Linked DNA regions of Homo sapiens: region 1 is linked to region 2. A link is a loop called in an ENCODE intact Hi-C map of the cell type or tissue named here. Cell type or tissue: dorsolateral prefrontal cortex. All regions are shown on one strand. Links, peaks and the distances in the headings refer to the core of each region. The heading gives the core; the rest is flanking DNA. Region 1 overlaps BID (BH3 interacting domain death agonist). Region 2 holds the start of LINC01634 (long intergenic non-protein coding RNA 1634).

Evidence for each region. Hi-C counts contacts between places; a loop is a spot of excess contacts. Peaks named below come from ENCODE experiments on the same cell type or tissue, not always from the same donor. Only the 100,000 strongest peaks of a DNase experiment are listed, where the experiment ranks them.
Region 1: it touches region 2 in a loop (2.4-fold over the local background); 2 of 110 quality-filtered maps call a loop at or near these places.

What each region holds. Positions count from the first base shown.
Region 1 is chr22:17,738,243-17,746,242 of GRCh38, forward strand. It overlaps BID (BH3 interacting domain death agonist), which reads right to left. Exons shown (of 6, transcript NM_001196.4): 3 at 5,561-5,771; 4 at 1,107-1,246. Among named protein-coding and RNA genes, the nearest start is that of MIR3198-1, 22 kb to the right of the region's middle. RefSeq lists a silencer at 4,181-4,475 and an enhancer at 6,053-6,673. In dorsolateral prefrontal cortex, for the core only: CTCF peaks have their summits at 4,400 (motif pointing right) and 4,599; a DNase peak (open chromatin) is centred at 4,379; H3K4me3 peaks cover 454 bases; H3K27ac peaks cover 2,244 bases.
Region 2 is chr22:18,026,367-18,037,662 of GRCh38, forward strand. LINC01634 (long intergenic non-protein coding RNA 1634) reads left to right here and starts at 3,019. Exons shown (of 2, transcript NR_024417.1): 1 at 3,019-3,188; 2 at 9,394-11,296. RefSeq lists enhancers at 2,999-3,068, 3,109-3,208. In dorsolateral prefrontal cortex, for the core only: no CTCF peak of the experiment used is centred there; a DNase peak (open chromatin) is centred at 5,480; H3K27ac peaks cover 3,324 bases.

The DNA of each region.
Region 1 (8,000 bases), core at 1-8,000, 290 kb before region 2:
CACACAGAACCTGGTTTACTAATACTCTTCCCTCTCAAAGGAAAGACAGTCCCCAGTATGAAGAAGCACTTCAAAGTACTTATTAAGTATCCAGGGCTGCTGGGCGGAAAGAATGAGAAACAGTTGAGTTCTGAGAGGCAATGGAAAGGGAAGACTGCAATCACTCCCTGCAGGGGGCTCGGTAAGCAAACGCATGTGTGGTGAGCCCATGTGCCCACTGTTAGACGGTGATGGGATACAAGAAGCCTGGGTCATCCCTGCGCCCAAGGCACTTCGAGTCCAGAACTAGTGACCACCTGCGACGCCTTAGGCCCATTTTATTGGTGCAGACCTAGCTGAATGGACAGGAGGAAGGGGGTTCCTGGGGGACACTAGACAGACTACAAGGCTGGCAAGGACCGTCAGGCGGTCGGCGCACATGCAGAGTTACATGGGAGTGCGCCAGCCACTCCTGCGTTCTAGGCAGCTGCTGGGACATCACAGGCTGGCCCCACTGAACAGAAGCATGATTGGATTTCTAGGAGGTGAGGACGCCTGCATTTTCAGCTGGTAGAGTCGAAAAAGTGGAACTTTCTCTCCTCTCAGCTCCTACCGCTACAGGCCTGCATTTGGCAGTTGGGAGGATGTAGTTCTTTCCGCTAAGTGTTCTGGGGACACAGTGCCCCGGACCAATCTTGTATCCCCAACAGTGCCAAGCAGATGGTAGAGCTCAGAAAGTTGTGTGGATTCCAACCAAGGAGCTCAGCAGAGCAGCAGGCACCACTCCCAGGGCTTACGGTTCTCACTGGCACCATTATTAAACTCCCTACAACCAAAGGAAGCGTCTGTTTCTTCTGTTGGCCAAACATGCTTCGTTCATCTTTTAGAGGCTTTTACCCCTAAACTCTTTACTCTGATTTAAGGTTCAGGTTTCCTCGATGTCAACCAGCTGAAATCTTCTGCAAGGCAATGAACCATACCCTACGTCCAGTTACTTCGTCAGAGTTCTGGACCTGACAGTCACGAGTTGAGTGGCCTCACGGGACAGTGGGCTGCCTGGTGAGAGGCAGGGGACAGGCCCCCTTGGCTCACTTGCCCGCCCACGCGGTCCTCAGGCCCTCACTCACCTCCTCCGACCGGCTGGTGTTCCTGAGCTGCAGGGCCAGGCCGTTCACCAGGCCCGGAGGGATGCTACGGTCCATGCTGTCCCCGACCTGGGCGAGGTGCCTGGCAATATTCCGGATGATGTCTTCTTGACTTTCAGAATCTGTGTTCAGGCAGGGGCGGCAGAGACAGAGCAGACTCAGAAAATGTCCCTGATACCCTCTCCCACACCACCCTGCCCCGGGAAAGGACAGGTCCGCGATGGGACAAGGCCAGCCCCCACTGGGCACGTGCTCCACTCCACCAGGGCCACAGCGGGCGGGCTGAGTACCAGCGCTGAGCTGGGTTCTGGGCAGTGCCGGAGCTCAGGGCCTCGGCTGAGGCCCAGGCTCCCGCACACAGGCACCACGTCCCCACAGGCAGGGCCGGTGAAGCTGGGGCATCACGACCACGCCTGAGGTACAAGCCTGGCAGCGGCTTCATGGCTCACACCACACAACCCAACAGGGTTGGCCTTGGCCTGGGCAGCCGTTGGGGAAGGGGCTCTGTGGGCAGACGGCATCCCAGACCCACTTTTGCCCTCTCAAGCCTGAGAGCCCCCATTCCTCGCAGTCCCGTCTCAGGAAAACCCCAGTTGTCACTGGCACCGGCAAGGCCCTGGAGAATCTCCCCTGCCTTTCCAACCAGAGCTCTCCCCCTTGCCCCTCAGTCCTCCTCCTCTGGCGCACAGCCTCCGTGCTGCCCCTGCCCGAGTACCACTGTCGCAGCTCCATGAAGGCCACGCTCAACTGCCACGCTCCCTGCCGCCTCCGTTTCTTCCTCAGCACTTGCTGTGTTATTGTCTGACGCCCCTGCCAGAAGGTAAGCTCCCTAAGGGCTGTGATTTTTTTAATCTGTTTTGTCCACTGACAAATACCCAGCACTTAATACATGGCACTCAGTAGGTGCTCAATAAACAATGGCAGGGACCAGGTGTGGTCATGCATGCCTGTAATCCCAGTGCTTTGGGAGGCTGAGGACAGAAGATTGCTTAAGGCCAGGAGTTAGAGGATGCAGTGAGCCGTGATTGCACCAGCAACAAAGCAAGGCCCTGCCTCTACAAGAAACTTTTTTTTTTTTTTTGAGACGGAGTCTTGCTCTGTCACCCAGGCTGGAGTGCAGTGGCGCGATCTCGGCTCACTGCAACCTTCGCCTCCTGGGTTCAAGCAAGTCTCATGCTTCAGCCTCCTGAGTAGCTGGGATTACAGGCGCCCGCCACCACACCCGGCTAATTTTTGTATTTTAAGTAGAGACGGGTTTCACCATGTTGGTCAGGCTGGTCTCGAACTCCTGACCTTGTGATCCTCCTGCCTTGGCCTCCCAAAGTGCTGGGATTACAGGTGTGAGCCACTGTGCCCTGCCTCTACAAAAAACTTTTAAAGGGAGCCAGGTGTACCGCACGTACCTATAATCCCAGCTACACAGGAGGCTGAGGTGGGAGGACTCCTTGAGGCCAGGAATTCAAGGCTGCAGTGAGCTGTGATCATACCACTACACTCCAGCCTGGGCAACAGAGCAAGACCCCGTTTCTTAAAAAAAGTTTTAATTGCATGAATGAATGAATGGGCCCTGTACCTAGCTCCCAGTAAGTGTTCAATAGATGCCAGCTATTGTTATTTCTCCCATTAAATCTTCTATTTTTTCTGTGCTTGCAACTTCCCTCTGGCTTTTTTGGTTTTGGCTGCTGCTCCCACCCTCGGTCAGCTGTCAAATCTCACCTTATGTTGCAAATACAAGCGTTTTGCCTACCCTCTGCCATTGCCGCCACCCTGGTGGGGGTCCCCTTAGCTCTCATCTGATGATGACAGCCCCACTCCCTGCCGTCCAGTCTACTCGGCCACCTTCACAGCACAGACCTCAGAGCAGGGCAGGGTTGGGAGAAGTGACGTGCTAAGGAGTGGGCACGTTCTTAGAAGCTGTGCTCTGGGGGTTTCACGGCCTCCCTGGAGTCTGTCCATGGAACATGCAGTAAGGCTGCCACATCACTTCTCTTCAAAACCTCTCAAGTGCTCATCTCTGCTTAAGTGACAAGTCATGACCCAGCCTGAAAGTACGTCTGACTTAACTTCCACGCTTCCTAGGCAAACTCAACTACTCACTGTAGCTTTTTTTTTTCTTTTTTTTTTCAAGACATAGTCTCACTCTGTTCCCCAAGCTGGAGTGCAGTGGTACAATCTCAGCTCACTGCAACCTCCGCTTCCCGGGTTCAAACAATTCTCTACCTCAGCCTCCCAAGTAGCTGGGATTACAGGCACCCGCCACCCCGCCTGGCTAATTTTTATATATTTTTTTTAGTAGAGACGGGGTTTCACCATCTTGGCTAGGGTGGTCTTGAACTCCTGACCTCATGATCCACCTGCCTTGGCCTCCCAAAGTGCTGGGATTACAGGCGTGAACCACTGCACCCAGCCTCACTGTAGCATTTATAGCCGCTGGGCTTTTGCTTAAAAGATGGCCATTCCCTCTTCCCAGTTTCCAAGGAACCAAACATACCCAACCCCCAAGGCCCAGCTCAATTGGAGCTGCAGCCCCAAAGTTTTCCTGATTCCCTGCAGAGCAGAGCACCCAGCTCCTCCAGCACCTCATCACTCCCCCAGCACCGAATCTGTGCCTCGCTCGTTCCCGAAGCTTATCCACCTTGCTTCAGTTACGGACACGTCCTCTCTCCCTCTGGCCACCAGCCGAGTAGCAACAGGAATCTTTCCTGATCCGTCTGTGTCCAGCCGAGTGAACGGACTCACCAAAGAAACCCCGGCAGCCAGAGCCTCTACCTTGCCCCTCTTTCCAGGCTCGCCAGGGACTAGATTCACAGTCCCTGTCACCTGCAGGCTAAGTGAACTGCCATGATCACTTTTGCAGGTGCCACTTGAGTCAACCCCGGTTTCTCAGTCTAGAGGCAAAGGCCGGCATGGAGAAGAGCGAGAGAAAAACACCAGGGCAGACTGGGGCTACAGTCACCCCCACAGCAGTGCTGACAGCAGAGCTGTGCCTGTCCACTCCTGCCCTTCCTGGACCTTCCCAAAGGGATCTGGGGTTTCTCCTCAGTTCAGGGCGAGCCAGAAGATATGCTGGCTGGATTAGAAGGCAGAGACATTCTCAGACACCTCCCCCCACCCCCCACCCCCACCCCCACCCCGGTCTAGTGGGGAACTCCAGCCACGTCCTCAAGCACCTGATCTAAGACAGGCGGGAGGCAGAAGGCTGGGTCAGCTGTTGGTCTCCCCCACAGCCACCAGAGGGCAGTGCAACCCTTGAGCTTGGAAGGCCTGGACCAGGGTCCGGGGATCCCTGCAGGCTTTCAGGGCAGGGATTCTACCTGCGTCAGAATCCTCTGGGCAGTCTCCCGCCCTAAAACAGCCTGATGCAGGCAGCTGGAGTAGGGCCCAAGGCCTGCATTTGGAAAAGGTTTCTCGTGTAATTCCAATGTGCACACTACTGAAAGCCAGCGTCGCAGGGCTGGATCTGGAAGTGGGTGAGCCTCCACTCGCCCCCAGCCTCCACTCGGGACAGCCCCTGTCCATAGAAGCAGCCCCTTGGCAAAGGGGAGTGGAGCTGGAGGCTGGAGGAGAGTGCAGGGATCAGCAACAGGAAAGGTGAACAGTCTGGAAACCATGGTGACCTGGAGTCAGTGCCCTACAGTGGGAGGGCGGCTGAGGCCCACCTCAAGAAGGGGCCTGGCCCCATGTCCCAGTGGTAACATGGCCACAAGCTGTGTGATCTGGAGCTAGTCATTTACCCTTTGCTGGACCTGGGTTTCCTCACCTGGAAATGAGGTTCCAAATACTTCTGTGTTCTTGTATAGGTAATCACGGAGCATAATGTATGAAAGGAAATATGTCAGGTATAGACAGTGCAAAAGTCACTGTGAAACCAGTGGGCCTCAATCAATGGGACAGTCAGCCAGGCCTGCTTGGGGAGGCAGGGGCCGCACCGGTAGTGCCACCTGGGGGCTTTGCCCAGACCCAGCAATGCCCAGACCAACCAATCAGAATCTCTGGAGGTGAGATGCAGGCACCAGCATTTAAAGCTCCAGGTCCTTGAAATGATACAAGGCCAAGTGTGAGAACCCCTTGGGTTATATAATCCAGACAAGTGGTCTGCAATCTTTGTATCAGAATCACATTTGGAAAATTGGATAAAAACACCATTCTATGTTGGTCCAGACAAGGGACTCAAGACCAGTACATGAGATTCTGTCTCAACAGAAAGGAAGAACTTTCTAACAGAGTCACCCAAAAATGGTAGGCAGTGAGTTCAGCAGCACTGGAGGGAATCAAGTAGAGACCAGTCAAGTGATTAAGTGATACCAGCGTACGTGGCAGCTGAAACTGCAGAGGCAGAGTGATCCCGGGGGTCCCTTCCAGCCCTGAGGCTCCCTGAATGTTACTGGCGACAGAGAAGCCCAGCTTTGGGGAAGGAGGTGGGGCCGGCCGCCTACCTGCCTCTATTCTTCCCAAGCGGGAGTGGCTGCTGCGGTTGCCATCAGTCTGCAGCTCATCGTAGCCCTCCCACTGGGGAGCCAGCACTGGCAGCTCGTGGCCCAGTGCGTCCAGCTCTCTGCGGAAGCTGTTGTCAGAACAGCTTTGGAGGAAGCCAAACACCAGTAGGTTTGTGATGCACTCATCCCTGAGGCTGGAACCGTTGTTGACCTGAGGGGAAAGGGGAGTCAGGAAGCCGGGACTTCAGCCAGGCCAGAGGCCCCTCCTGCAAAGAGCTCCAGTTGCAGCTGGCCCAAAGAGCCTCACAGGTCCCAGAGAGCTGAGGGACCCTGTGGGCTGGAGGGCCCTGCAGGAGGTCTCAACAGGCAGAGGCAAGGTCTGCAGCCACAGCTTTAAGCAGCACTGCCCGTAGATGGCAGGGAGCGAGCCCCGACTCTGCAGAAAGGGATTCCTCTGCAGAGGAATCTGCTGGACCTCCTGAAACACGCGGCTGGGGAGCTTCCCACTAGGTGAGAAGGCCACAGGCTGTTCCGGGGAGGCGAGCGAGTGTCATGCGGGCATCATCCGCCATCCTGTGCTGGCACGCTTTCTTCAAGTTCCCCTGCAGGCTTCAGCAATCTGAGCCCACCTTTCCTGGCTGTGCTTCCAACAGGCGGAGCCTCTTTCCGCTCATCTCCTTCACGGGCTCAGGAGGGTATTGGGCAGATGGAAGATTTTCAGTAACTACTGCGGAGTGGTGACCACAGCTGGGCACCTGCCTTTGGCCAAGCTTGGTTTACTTTGGGTGGGTGTGTCCTTAATCCGAATCCCACAGGGAGTGGTGGCACTGGCTCCTGCTCTACCCAGAGGGGCTGGGCTCTTGGCCGGCAGCTCTCCAGCTCCCTGGGCAGCACTGGCAGCTGCAGCTTGGCCAGCATCTGTGCCGCCAGAGATGGCAGGGACTGTTCTTGGGGTACTGACTGTGTTTGGGGGCTGTATTCTTACAGGCAAAGGTGAGCCCTGCAGCTGGGTGTGCCCAGACCAGAGAAAGACCTAAGGTGGAAGAGAGAACAAAACACAAAGAAGGGCAGGGACGCTGAGATCTGCGCAGATTCACACAAAAAGACCTCCTGGGCTGCCAGAGAAGGGTGGGAGGGAAGATGGAAGTGTAGGCAGAAATTTATTTCTATTCTCTAAGTCCATAATATTTTTCATTAGAAAAACCAAAAACTTTTAGAGGACAGTTCTTACAGGGCAAATTGTTTTTTTGTTTTTGTTTTTGTTTTGAGATGGAGTCTCGCTCTGTCACCCAGGCTGGAGTGCAGTGGTGTGATCTCGGCTCACTACAACCTCCGCTTCCTGGGTTCAAATGATTCTCCCGCCTCAGCTTCCTGAGTAGCTGGGATTACAGGTGTGCATCACCACGCCCGGCTAATTTTTGTATTTTTAGTAGAGACGAGGTTTCACCATGTTGGTCAGGCTGGTCTCGAACTCCTGACCTCGTGATCCGCCCGCCCCCCAACTCCCCCCAACTCCTTGGCCTCTCAAAGTGCTGGGATTACAGGTGTGACCTACTGCACCCAGCAGCAAATTGTTTTAATGCTTTGCTAGGTGATGCCTGTAATCCCGGCACTCTGGGAGGCAGAGGCAGGAGGATCGTTTGAGCCCAGGAATTTGAGACCAGCCTGGCAACAAGATCCCCATCTCTACAAAAAATAAAAATTAGCCAAGGTGGCATGCACCTGCAGTCCCAGCTACTCATGAGACTGAGGCGGGAAGGTCACTTGAGCCCAGAAGTTTGAGGCTGCAATGAGCCATGATCACACCACTGCACTCCAACCTGGGTGACAAAGTGAAACCCTGTCTCAAAAAAGAAAAAAAAAATGCTTAAAATAAGGAGCTTGGCCGGGCGCGGTGGCTCACGCCTGTAATCCCAGCACTTTGGGAGGCCGAGGCGGGCGGATCACGAAGTCAGGAGTTTGAGACCAGCCTGGCCAACATGATGAAACCTTGTCTCTACTAAAAATACAAAAATTAGCCGGGCCTGGTGGCGGGCGTCTGTAGTCCCAGCTACTTGGGAGGCTGAGGCAGGAGAATCGCTTGAACCCGGGAGGTGGAGGTTGCAATGAGCCGAGATCGCGCCATTGCACTCCAGCCTGGGGGACGAGAGCCAGACTCCGTCTCAAAACAAACAAACAAACAACAAAAATAAATAAATAAATAAATAAAAATAAGGAGCTTGTGTATTGCTGCAGCCATAAAAAAGAATAAAATCATGTCCTCTGCAGCAACACGGATGGAGCTAGAGGCCATTACCCTAAGTGAACTAACTCAGAAACAGAAAATCAAATACTGACTGTTCTCACTTATAAGTGGGAGCTAAACAATGGGTGCCCATGGACACGAAGATGGAGAGAGCAGGCACCGGGCACTTTACAGTAGGGAGGCGGGGGCGGGGGA
Region 2 (11,296 bases), core at 1,867-9,866:
AGGAAGAAAAGCATTCATAATCTCATCACCTAGAGAAAGCCATTAGTAATATTCATATTTCTTTCCAGTCTTTTTTCTAGCTTTCTAGCTTTAAACTAAGTTGAGATAAAACCACACACACACACACACAGACACACAAGTGCATCCTGCTTTTTGTTAAAAATAACTTTGTGGGAAATTCTTCCTCCTTTGAGGATTTTTAAAAAACATTAATTTAAATGTCATACAATATTTTTATCATATGAATATCTCATAATTTCCCTTTTATTGAATATTTCCAACTTTTATTGATTGTAAATAATGGCAATAAAATTTTTTCTTCATAAATCTTGCTCCTATGTGTGAATAATTTCCTTCCAGGTGAGTCCCAGAAGTGGAATATTGAGTCCAAGGGTATTAACATTTTAAAGACTTTCCAATCCTCTCCAATGGGGATATCCAACTCACCCAGCCCCGTTCCCCACAGGACCTGCACGGTCCCACTCCACTGCCCTCCACACATCTGTTGTGCCCTCACCTGGTATATAGCATTTAAATTATTTAGCTCACAAACTCTTTGGGAAACTAGGGTTAGTTCTTTGTAGCTTTTTGGTTGATTATTTTGATTTACTCAGAAAAACGCAGTATCTCCTTTACTATTTTAAAATCCTCAATAAGTAAGAATAGGGAGAGAAAATAAGAGAAAGGGGTGAGCTTTCCAAGGCCCTGGGTTAAGCCAGGGATGCCGGAGCTTGGAGCTCACTTGATACTGACCCTGCTGATGGCCTCAGCCTCAGTCCTGCTATAGAAAAGCTGCCCTGTCCCTCTGATCCTCACGTTTTAATCTCAGCATTTACTGCTGATGGGATGATTGGGTAAATTGAAAAACTTGTCAGAGAGGGTTAGGCTTTGATGGGTGGGGTAGGGGAGACCTCTCAGGAAAAGCAACTAGAGTAATAGAACTGTCAAAGGTTGGCAATAAGGCTGTGTGATCTCGCTGATGGTTCTCCAAGATGAAATGAAACCTAATGCTGCTTTCTTCTTCCTTGAGAGAAGATAGCAAAGAGGGCAGAAGGTGAGGGCTGGGGGCTCAATGTCAACTCTAGAATCTCTTTAAACCTTTTCAGCGTTTGTTTTTTTCCCCACTGAGAAAGTTAAGTGTGATGGGAGGGAATCTAGTCCTTTTGACTATTTTAAAATGTACCTTCTAAAATCAGATCAGGCCAAAAGGTTTTTTACTCTTGAATAAATTTAGGGCTAAAGGCTGTTGGAAAATTAATAGGAGTGGATTCAACGTGGCAATAGATCTTTTATAAATTCTCTTATTGAGTGAATTTCTGAATACTGAAAACAGTGTTTAGCACCTATTGCATTAAAGTGAGTATAAGACTAATACTTTGTATTAGTGACTTTGGCTGGGTGCGGTGGCTCATGCCTGTAATCCTAGCACTTTGGGAGGCCGAGGCGGGTGGATCACGAGGTCAAGAGATCAAGACCATCCTGGCCAACATGGTGAAACCCCATCTCTACTAAAAATACAAAAATTAGCCAGGTGCGGTGGCGTGTGCCTGTAGTTCCAGCTACCCGGGAGGCTGAGACAGGAGAATTGCTTGAACCTGGGAGGAGGAGGCTGCAGTGAGCTGAGATCACACCACTGCATCCCAGCCTAGGCGACACAGTGAGACTCTGTCTCAGAAAAAAAAAAAAGACTAATATTTCATCAAGCAGTTTTAGATAACGTACTGAATTTAGGAACAAATTTACTGCAATTAAATTGACAAAATACCTGTAAATTTTGCAGCTTTTCTCCCCCACAGACTAGCACTATGCAAAAATTGAATGTTTAATTATGAATGAAGGTATCTACCATGTTGTTCACAGAGTTTAATTACCTGAAGACAATGCCTGAGGTTTAAAGTTAAAATACATATATTTGAACATAGAACATTTACTTGACCACTTTATACCATGAGTGAAAGGGGTCAGTCTATGCTTTTTTCCCCTTCCCTGTCTTTTACCAGCTGGCCATTTTATTTGCATAAGGTACACTGAAATTCCTAGAGACCTACGAGGTCATTCTCTGCTCCCTTGCTTTCCTCAGATGAGGAAACAGAGCTCTACAGAGGTTAACTGTCTAGTTCAAGGTCACTCTGCATCTCATTAGTAATCTTGAAGTCTGAAGGCAGGCTGCCTACATTTGTAAATGACAGAAAGCTACCATAGCTAGCTAATCAAAAATAGATGAAAATTTAGTTATAATCTATAGTTGACAGGATAAACATTAAGAATGAGCTTGTAATCCCAGCTACTCCGGAGGCTGAGGCAGAAGGATCCCTTAAGATTAGCAGTTTGATCAGCCTGGGTGACATAGCGAGAACCTGTTATTTTATTTTACTTTTTTAAAGAGTCAGGGTCTCATTCTGTCATCCAGGCTGGAGTGGAGTGCAGTGGTGCAATCATAGCTCTGCAGCCTTGAACTCCTGGCTCAAGGGATCCTCTCACCTCAGCCTCCCGAGTAGCTAGGATTACAGGTGTGCACTAGGACTCCCAGCTCAAGACCCTGTCTCTAGGAAAAAAAAATAGAAATTAGCCAGGTGTGGTGGTGCACAAGAGTGGACCCCTTAAGCCTAGGAGTTTGAGGCTACATTGAGCTATGATTGCATCACTGCACTCCAGCCTGGGCAATGGAGTGGGAGCCTGTCTCTAAAAGAGAAAGAAAGGTCTTCCTAGAGTTTTTGATAGACTAAAACCACTAAGTTCAGATTTAGCATGAATAAATATAATGGCCTGCACTTTTGGTTGAAAATATATATTGCACAGTAGAGGCCTGACTTGTGCATGTGAAACAGAAGATAGGGAGTTAAGTCAACCAACAGGTTCAGTAAGAGCCCCACGTGGGAAGCAGCTGGTGAAACAGCTAATGAAACCTCAGAGCTATATTAGTAGACAGAGAGTAACCTGATGTTTCACGGAGTAACTGGCCCAGGAATCTTGGTGCTGGCCAGGTCATATTTATACCACTCTGTAGCACAAGGTTCCAGGAGGGACCTTGATAAACTAGAGTTCATCCACCAGAGGAGGAGGCTGCAGGCCTTGGGCACTGCTCAGCAGGATGAGGGGCCACTGCAGTTGAGCATGTCTAGCCTGGAGTCTTCTGAAGAACATGATTATTGACTTTATGTATAGGAATGGCTGCCAATGAAGAAGAGGTACGTGGCTTGTTCTATGTCACTCCGCAGGGCAGAAGGAGGATCATTAGGGATAAGGATGAATGGGAGATAGATTTCTGTTCAAAGAATTTTCCAAAATTGCGGACTCACCACAGAATGGTCTGGAAGTCTGCTTAGGGAAATGCTGGGATCCAAGCATCTGAGAGCTTATAGGATATCTACTTTGGGACAGGAGTTGACTCCATGACTTCCAAGTTCCCTTTAACTCAAAGATTCTGTGAGTCTTCATCATGGATCTTTCTTTCTTTATTCCTTCCTTCCTTTCTTTTTCTTTTCTTTCTTTCTTTTTTCTTTCTTCTTTCTTTTTCTTTCTTTCTTCTTTCTCTCTTCTTTCTTCTTTCTTTTTTCTTCTTTTTTTCTCATTTTTCTTCTGTCTCTTTTCTTTCTTTTTTCTTTCTCTCTTCTTTCTCTCTTTCTTTCTTTCACAAAGTCTCACTCTGTTGCCCAGACTGGAGTGCAGTGGTATAATCACAGCTCATTGCAGCCTAGAGCTCTCACCTCAGCTCCCTGGGTAGCTGGGACTACAGGCACATGACGCCACACCTGGCTAATGTGTGGTGTGTGTGTGTGTGTGTGTGTGTGTGTATTTTGTAGAGACAGAGTCTCACAATATTGCCCAGGCTGCTCTCGAACTCCTGGGCTCAAGCAAACCACCCACCTTGGCCTCCCAAAGTGCTGGGATTCCAGGTGTGAGCCACCATGCCCAGTCAGGTTATTTTTCTTGTACTGCTAGTTCATGCCAGTAGAAAAGGTTTTAGTGCTTTTGACCTTCTGATTCCCAAAACGATTCAAATGATTTGTCATTAGAATATGTATCTTAAAAAAGAAACAAATAAAACTCGTAATAAAAAATTGAATCCAGGCCAGACACAGTGGCTCACACCTGTAATCCCAGCACTTTGTGAGGCCGAGGCAGATAGATTGCTTGAGCCCAGGAGTTCAAGACCAATCTGGCAACATGGCAAAACCCCGTCTCTACCAAAAAATTAGCCAGTCTCATAACCAGATCTCAAAAGTAAATAAATAATTGAATCCAGAAGGACTCCTGAGAAAAAGTGAGTTGCTTCAGAATTTGGGCACTGAATTTAAATATAAGCTTTGCTCAAAGTCTGGGCAAAGAGAGAAATGTGTGAAGTTATAGATTCTTACTGTTCAAGAAGAAGAAGATTATACTTTCATCTGTATCAGTATTGACCTTGTCTTCCCAAAGGGATTATAAGATCCTTAACAGCAGGGAACAAATCTTTTACTTCATTTTAACTCCTATCATCATTAGACTATTTTATGCAGATAGGTGCTCAGTGTGTCTTGAATAATTTGACTTTCTTAAAGATGAAATAGGAAAATATTTTTGCTTTATTTTTTTCCTGGAGTCTGATAGAAAGATTAATGGGAGATGGATTTCTTCCAGCCTGCTGAAGCCGGAAGTCACAGTTCTGAAACTACATTATATTATTCCAATGAGGTAGCCTAAACTTGGCCTATAGAAAGCCCCAGGCTGCCATAATTGCATCTACTGGTACCTCTTCCTCTTTGCAGAACAGGTTTCTGTCTTAAATGCATTTGTGTTGCATTTTTTTTTTTTTTGAGATGGAGTTTGGCTCTTGCAGCCAGGCTGGAGTGCAATGGCGCCATCTTGGCTCACTGCAACCTCTGCCTCCCAGGTTCCATTGATTCTTCTGCCTCAGCCTCCCAAGTAGCTGGAACTAGAGGTGGGTGCCACCACGCCCAGCTAATTTTTGTATTTTTAGTAGAGACGGGGTTTCACCATGTTGGCCAGGCTGGTCTCAAACTCCCGACCTCAGGTGATCCACCCACCTCGGCCTCCCAAAGTGCTGGAATTATAGGCATGAGCCACGGCACCCAGCTGTGTTGCATATTATTGCCACTCTAGCACCCTGACTTTCCACTGCAGCTCTTCATTGTACTCAGTAGTAGCAATAACCAACATTAGTATTTTACTTAGAACATTAAGCACTGTTCTAGGTGATTTATATATATTTACTCATTTCATCCTACCAACTCCAGAGTTTATGGTCCTCACCCACTACCCCCTCTGTCTCTCAGTAAGCTGTCTACCTTCAATGTGTAGTTAATCAAGTCACCAACGGACCAAAATCTGAAGTGAATTCCATCTTCCTAGTAGCAAGACACCAGGTGGTAATGGGTTTCCTCTGCCTCTCCTCTTTCCATCACCCGCTCTGTTCCCTGGATACCAGCTAAAAACTACCCTGCTGTATTTCCTGCCCCCAGCGTGGCTTCCTGGGCTTGGCCACCCTCCAGCTCTGCTACCAGGTCTGCTTGGCTCAGGGGTTTGGAATGAAAGACACAAGACTGAGCTCCTCCGAGTGACTCACATCTATCTGGAGTGGTAATAGCCTGTTTTTGTGCCACTTAGCAATTCATCCTCCCCAAACCCATCCCTTCTTCATTTTCCTAAAAATGCCAGATGGTATATGTTTATTTTTAAATCGGTGTGAAGTTTGATACATTTAGCATTGAGAATGTATCAACAACACTTCCTGTCCCTTTACCCCACCCCAGGGATACTTAGAACTACCACCACGATATTGCAAAACCAGGGGGCCTGAGTTGCTGCTGGAGGGCATGGTGTTGCAGAAATCACTGCTGTCCTGCGAGCTGCAGGTAGATGCCCAATAGGAGTTTTCTGATGATGACATCTCACCTTGGGTGGAGATAGGGCTAAGACCAAACCCTGCCTATGGCTTTGTCCAGGCCGTAGAACGGGGACAGGTCTGTGCTTGGCATCCCTTGCTGCTGTTTCTGTTAGACACAGCTAAGCCCAAGGGTAGGAAGAAGCAGAGGATGTGCCCACGGGAACCTCGTCCTCTTTTCTGTGGTTTCCACACAGCCAGGAGTCAGTCCCTTTCCTTCATTCTAACCAGCAGAGTCACTGGCACCAAAGACATTGTCTCAGTGGCATAAATCCCTATACCAGTGAGGGTTCTTTACTGTAGGAGGCCCCTTGGGGCTGAAGAATTGGGAGAGGCTCCTTGGCTTGAAGCCGAGTAAGTAACTGAGTAAGTGAGTAAGAAAGTGAGTAAGTCATTACTCTCCTCCACCTGGACATAATGAGCCCGCATGCCTGGAAACAGCCAGCGCTCCTCCCTGGACTTAGCCCAATCTGCCGAGACAAAAGCCAGATGGAGGCCACACTTAGATCACACAGAGAGCATTCAGATCATTCACTTCTGATCTGGCCCTGGTACAGGATGGCAGGAAGAGTAAGGATAAGTGAACACCAGAGGTATTTCAAAAATGTCTTTAGACCTAGAAGAAGAAGGCCTGCATTTCATTTCCAGCAGTATCATTTATTAATTGCATGACGTTGAGCAAATTAATAGACTTCTCTAAAGCACATATTTCCTTATCTGTCAAATGGGAATAGTAATATCCGTTTTCCCCCATTTTATGGGGGCATGTGTGAGGATTACATGGCAATGCATATGACAACACTCTGTAAACTCTTGATCATACTATGAGAATGTAAAGGATTATTAGAAATTTCTATTTATTTTAGTAAAAAAAAAAGAATAGTTTCATCAGTTTGTTCCTCTACTCAATTTTTGACCAGAACAGTTTGTAAATAGTAAGACGGAGAGCTTTGATTTTTTTTTTCTCACCTTCCATCTCACGTTCTGTCCCAGGCAGGCAGGGGGCTGTGGTTGGGAGGTGCAGTGCAAATTTGCAGGTAATGTGTGTGAGGTATGGAAGAGGCAAGCACCTGCACGCTCATCACAATCAAGGAACAGAACCAGACAGAATTTAAGGCTGGCTGAAGGAGACCAATGTGGTCACCATAGTGGATGGCCCCAGGCAGAGCTGACCAGCAGGCAATCGAGTCAGCTTGAAGCAAAAGGTGATCTCAAGCAAAGCTGGAGGCCGAGACAGATCTAACAGATGCCAAGGATGCTAGGCTTTGACAGGGTCCCCCTAGAGACTGGGCTTCCTATCCTGGGCTGCTCAGAAATTTCTAGTGACCCCCAATCTAGCCTTGGACTGGCTGGAGGAACTGAAAGTTTCCAGGAGGGAGGATTCCTGCTTGTCCACCCCACAGCCTTCAGTATCACTGTCCACATGGAAAGCTATGTCCCGTGGCAGACTTGGGAATCGCTCCAGTCTCCACATCCCCCAAGGACTTTCTGATTCAGATTCCCAAGCAGACAATTTTGGCTTACAGAGGGAAAGACTACATTTGGGTATCAGAAACTTCATACTTGGTGAATGCTGTCTGCTTACTGAGTCTGGGACAAGAATTCCAGCAGTGAGCATGCTGCTGTTACCCAAGCCAACCTCTAGAGAGATGTTTCAGGGAAAAAAACAAAACAAAACAGGGAGCTCAAAAGAGAACAGTGCAGACAGTTCAAATCATTCCCAAACTGGCCAGTCAATCCTTGTAGTTCAGCATAATGGGTAGCTAAGGTCAGAGCTTAGGGTCTTGGGTCCTAGATTAATATTCACCCACTCCTAGAGGTAATTTTGTAGGCCAAGAAAAGCAAAAACCAAACCAAACCAGCAAAAATGGGCCCCTGAAATGATTTTCCAGAGTGGATTATCAAGAAGGCTTAGTGCTTGGAGTAAAGAACTCAATAAATAAAGACTTCCAGTCATCCTGAGATACCCAAATAAGAACACAAACTCTTAATTGGTTACTATTTGGTTTAAGGCAGGGGTTGCACATTGACCATGTGCTGTGTGCGGTTAGTAACGGTGTTTTGTTTGATCATCTCATTATGTCTGTGCCATGTTTGAAGGGCAATGTCACAGAAACTGGGGGTGACGGGTTAGAACACTCTGGACACTTAAAAGGCCTTAAAAGAAGGCTGGAGAGGGGCCTCTGGTCAGGCACACCAGAGTATCTGATGAGAACACCAAGTCTGTAATCTCATGCCCACAGAAAGCTAACCCTAAATGCCAGTACCAGATGGCCAACCTAAGAGAGGGTTCTGCGCAGGGAGAGCACACTCAGTTGGGTGGTCAGGGAAGGCTTCTTGTAGGTAGTGTTTGGAAGTGGCGGGAGGCGGGTGGAGGGGGGGTAGTGGGGGGCGTTGTTGGGGCGGGTGGTGGAACACCTGGTGGAGAGGCACATTCCAGGGTAGAAGACGACGGAGCAGGCAAAGCCCTGGGGGGGCAGGAAATCTCCAGCTATATTCAGGAAACCATGAGCAGGCTAATTTGGCTGAAGCAGAGAATTTGAGTTAGACAGAATGGAAGTGGGCAAAGAATGTGTGGAGTGAAGAAGAGCAGGAATCATGTCTCAAATCTACTGAGTCAAATATCTACTGATGGAAAGGAGAAGCTTGTGGGGTGAGAGTGAAGGGTGCCCCCGTGGCGGGGCTCCCCTGGTAGCCCTTTCTCCTGCAGACCTATCTGTGGGGTGCTCCCAGCCTGGCTCCCTCTTCGGGAGGCAGACACCTGCTCAGCCTTGCTAATCAGGCAGCAGTTAATGGGGTTCACTTCCTGCATCAGCAGGTGAGGGCCTTGGGGAAGGCTGAAGAATGGCAAGGTTACAGCTGGCGTCCTCAGGCAGTTGGAGGCCCGCAGCAGGAGAGCATGTTCACGGCCGGGCGCAGTGGCTCACACCTGTAATCCCAGCACTTTGGGAGGCCAAGGAGGGTGGATCACGAGGCCAGGAGATCGGGACCATCCTGGATAACACGGTGAAACCCCGTCTCTACTAAAAATACAAAAAAAAAATTAGCCGGGCATGGTGGCGGGCACCTGTAGTCCCAGCTACTCGGGAGGCTGAGGCAGGAGAATGGCATGAACCTGGGAGGCGGAGCTTGCAGTGAGCCGAGATCGCACCACTGCACTCCAGCCTGGGCGACAGAGTGAGACTCCATCTCAAAATAAATAAATAAATAAATAAATAAATAAGAGAGCGTGTTCACTGCACTCGGCTCGATCCTTGCCCAGAAACACAAGCAAGGGGCACCTGGGACCAGGCTCAGCTCAAAGCCCCTCCCTCTATATATCTGGGCACATGCACACAGCCTCCTCAGATGGATATTCCTGTGTGTGTATCAATCACAACATACACATCCATGGGTACATTTCCTGAGCAAGCAGATCTCTGCTATACATATACATATGTAAAAGCATATAGATGTACAGGCTTTCCTGTATATGTGTATACACATATGTTTGCTGGGTTGTTTTTCAGAATATTGAAAGTCAGAAGCATGCTATCACATAACTCTGCATTTCATCGGGCCGAGAAAGCACAGGTTTTCAGGACCACAGTTCCCATTTCTCCTGTTCTGCAGTCCTCGTCTGATTGGCCAACACTATGGGCACTCCCTGCTCTGGTGGCCACTGGCAGTGGGCCAGGGTGAGGGCAGCTCACAGCCCGTCTCCTCTCTGTTACCTTGGGACGTCACTCAGCAGTTGCATCACCGGCTGCTCTCTCCCTCTGAAACATGAAGCCCTTCCTTTCTTATTCCACCTTAGGGAAGCCTGGGCCTGCGACAGACCAGAAGACCTCACATTCCACAGAGAAGACCTCGGTTTCCCCCCAAGCTCTGTCCAGTATGGAGTGACAAATCGCTGTACTTATGAGACAAAGGCATGAAGTCCAGGTCAAGGCATGACTTTTCGGCAGCAACTTTTCTAGATGTGAGGTATCAGTAAACATTTATGGTGCTTCTGTTATGGATACAATACAAGGATGTAAAAGAAAATAAGTATGAGGCTCATCCTCCTGGGAACTCACATTTTCACTGGGGCTACAAGACCCCCGGAGCAAATGCCAGGCACAAGATCGGGGATAAAAGCCTAACTTTGAGAAGCTTGCTTTGGCTAAAACCGAAATCAATTATGAAGCAAAGGAAGTGGATTAGAGGGAGATCTTATGAAATCCCATCAGATTTGGATCATGCTACTGAGTTTTTTTCTTCCTGGCTGTATTTTAGGTTTTCTCTCCCACTGAAACTGATTAATCGTTGTCAAAATTCCTCCCTTGTACCCTTCTCTCTATGGGAGGGCTGTCCCTTGGCTGGCCTGGGATGCAGGAATAGCTTTTGTGCACCCTTTGGTGTCCACTTCTGTGTGTCTCTCTTGGTGGCACTGCTTCCCTATCTCTGCTTGCTCTGACCACCTTCAGGCTCCTAGGACCCTACCCTCTCAAATTTCCTCCTCCCCTGCGTCCCCCTTTCCCATTCAAAGCCCACAGCACATCTCAGTTAGTGCTATGGAAAAAACTAGCCTCAGAAACGAATATTCACTGACATGTCAAGGTCTAGTAGTTTGTAGAGCCATTTTATTGGAAGGGACTTCAGAAAGGAATTAGTTTACCTACTCATCAGGTGAGGAGACCCACAGAGGGGAAGTCACCTGCCTGACTCCCAGAGACAGAAACAGTGCTGGGACTAAAACCCAAGAAGGGTCCTGACTCCCAAGTCCCAGGAACTTAATTTTCCCCCAGGGAATGGCCCACCACCCACCCAGATGTAAAAACTAGAGACTCTGGGCAGCATTCTATCTCTATGCCAGCCTCCAGTCTCCTGTCTATTTTGCCTCCAAGATACATCTCTAATTTGCCCACTTTTCTTGAACTTCACATCACCGATCTGGTACAAGCCATCATCATCTCCTTGCTTGGGCCTACCAAGACACTAATCACTGTTCTTTTTGTTTTGTTTTGTTTGTTTTTGAGACAGAGTCTCATTCTTATCACCCAGGCTGGAGTACAGTGGCATGATCTCAGCTCACTGCAACCTCTGCCTCCCATGTTCAAGCGATTCTCCTGCCTCAGCCTCCCAAGAAGCTGGGATTATTGGCATGCGCCACCACACCAGGCTAACTTCATATTTTTAGTAGAGATGGGGTTTCACCCTGTTGGCCAGGCTGGTCTTGAACTCCTGACCTCAGGTGATCCACCTGCCTCGGCCTCCCGAAGTGCTGGCATTACAGGCATGAACCACCATGGCAGGCTGACTTTCATTCTTTCTCTAGTATTATTAGAATATTCCCAAATAATATTCCATTGTGTATATATTCCACATTTTGCTCATTGGTTTCTCATGGTCCGATCTGAGCTTTGGGTAGATCTGGCTATAGGCAGATAA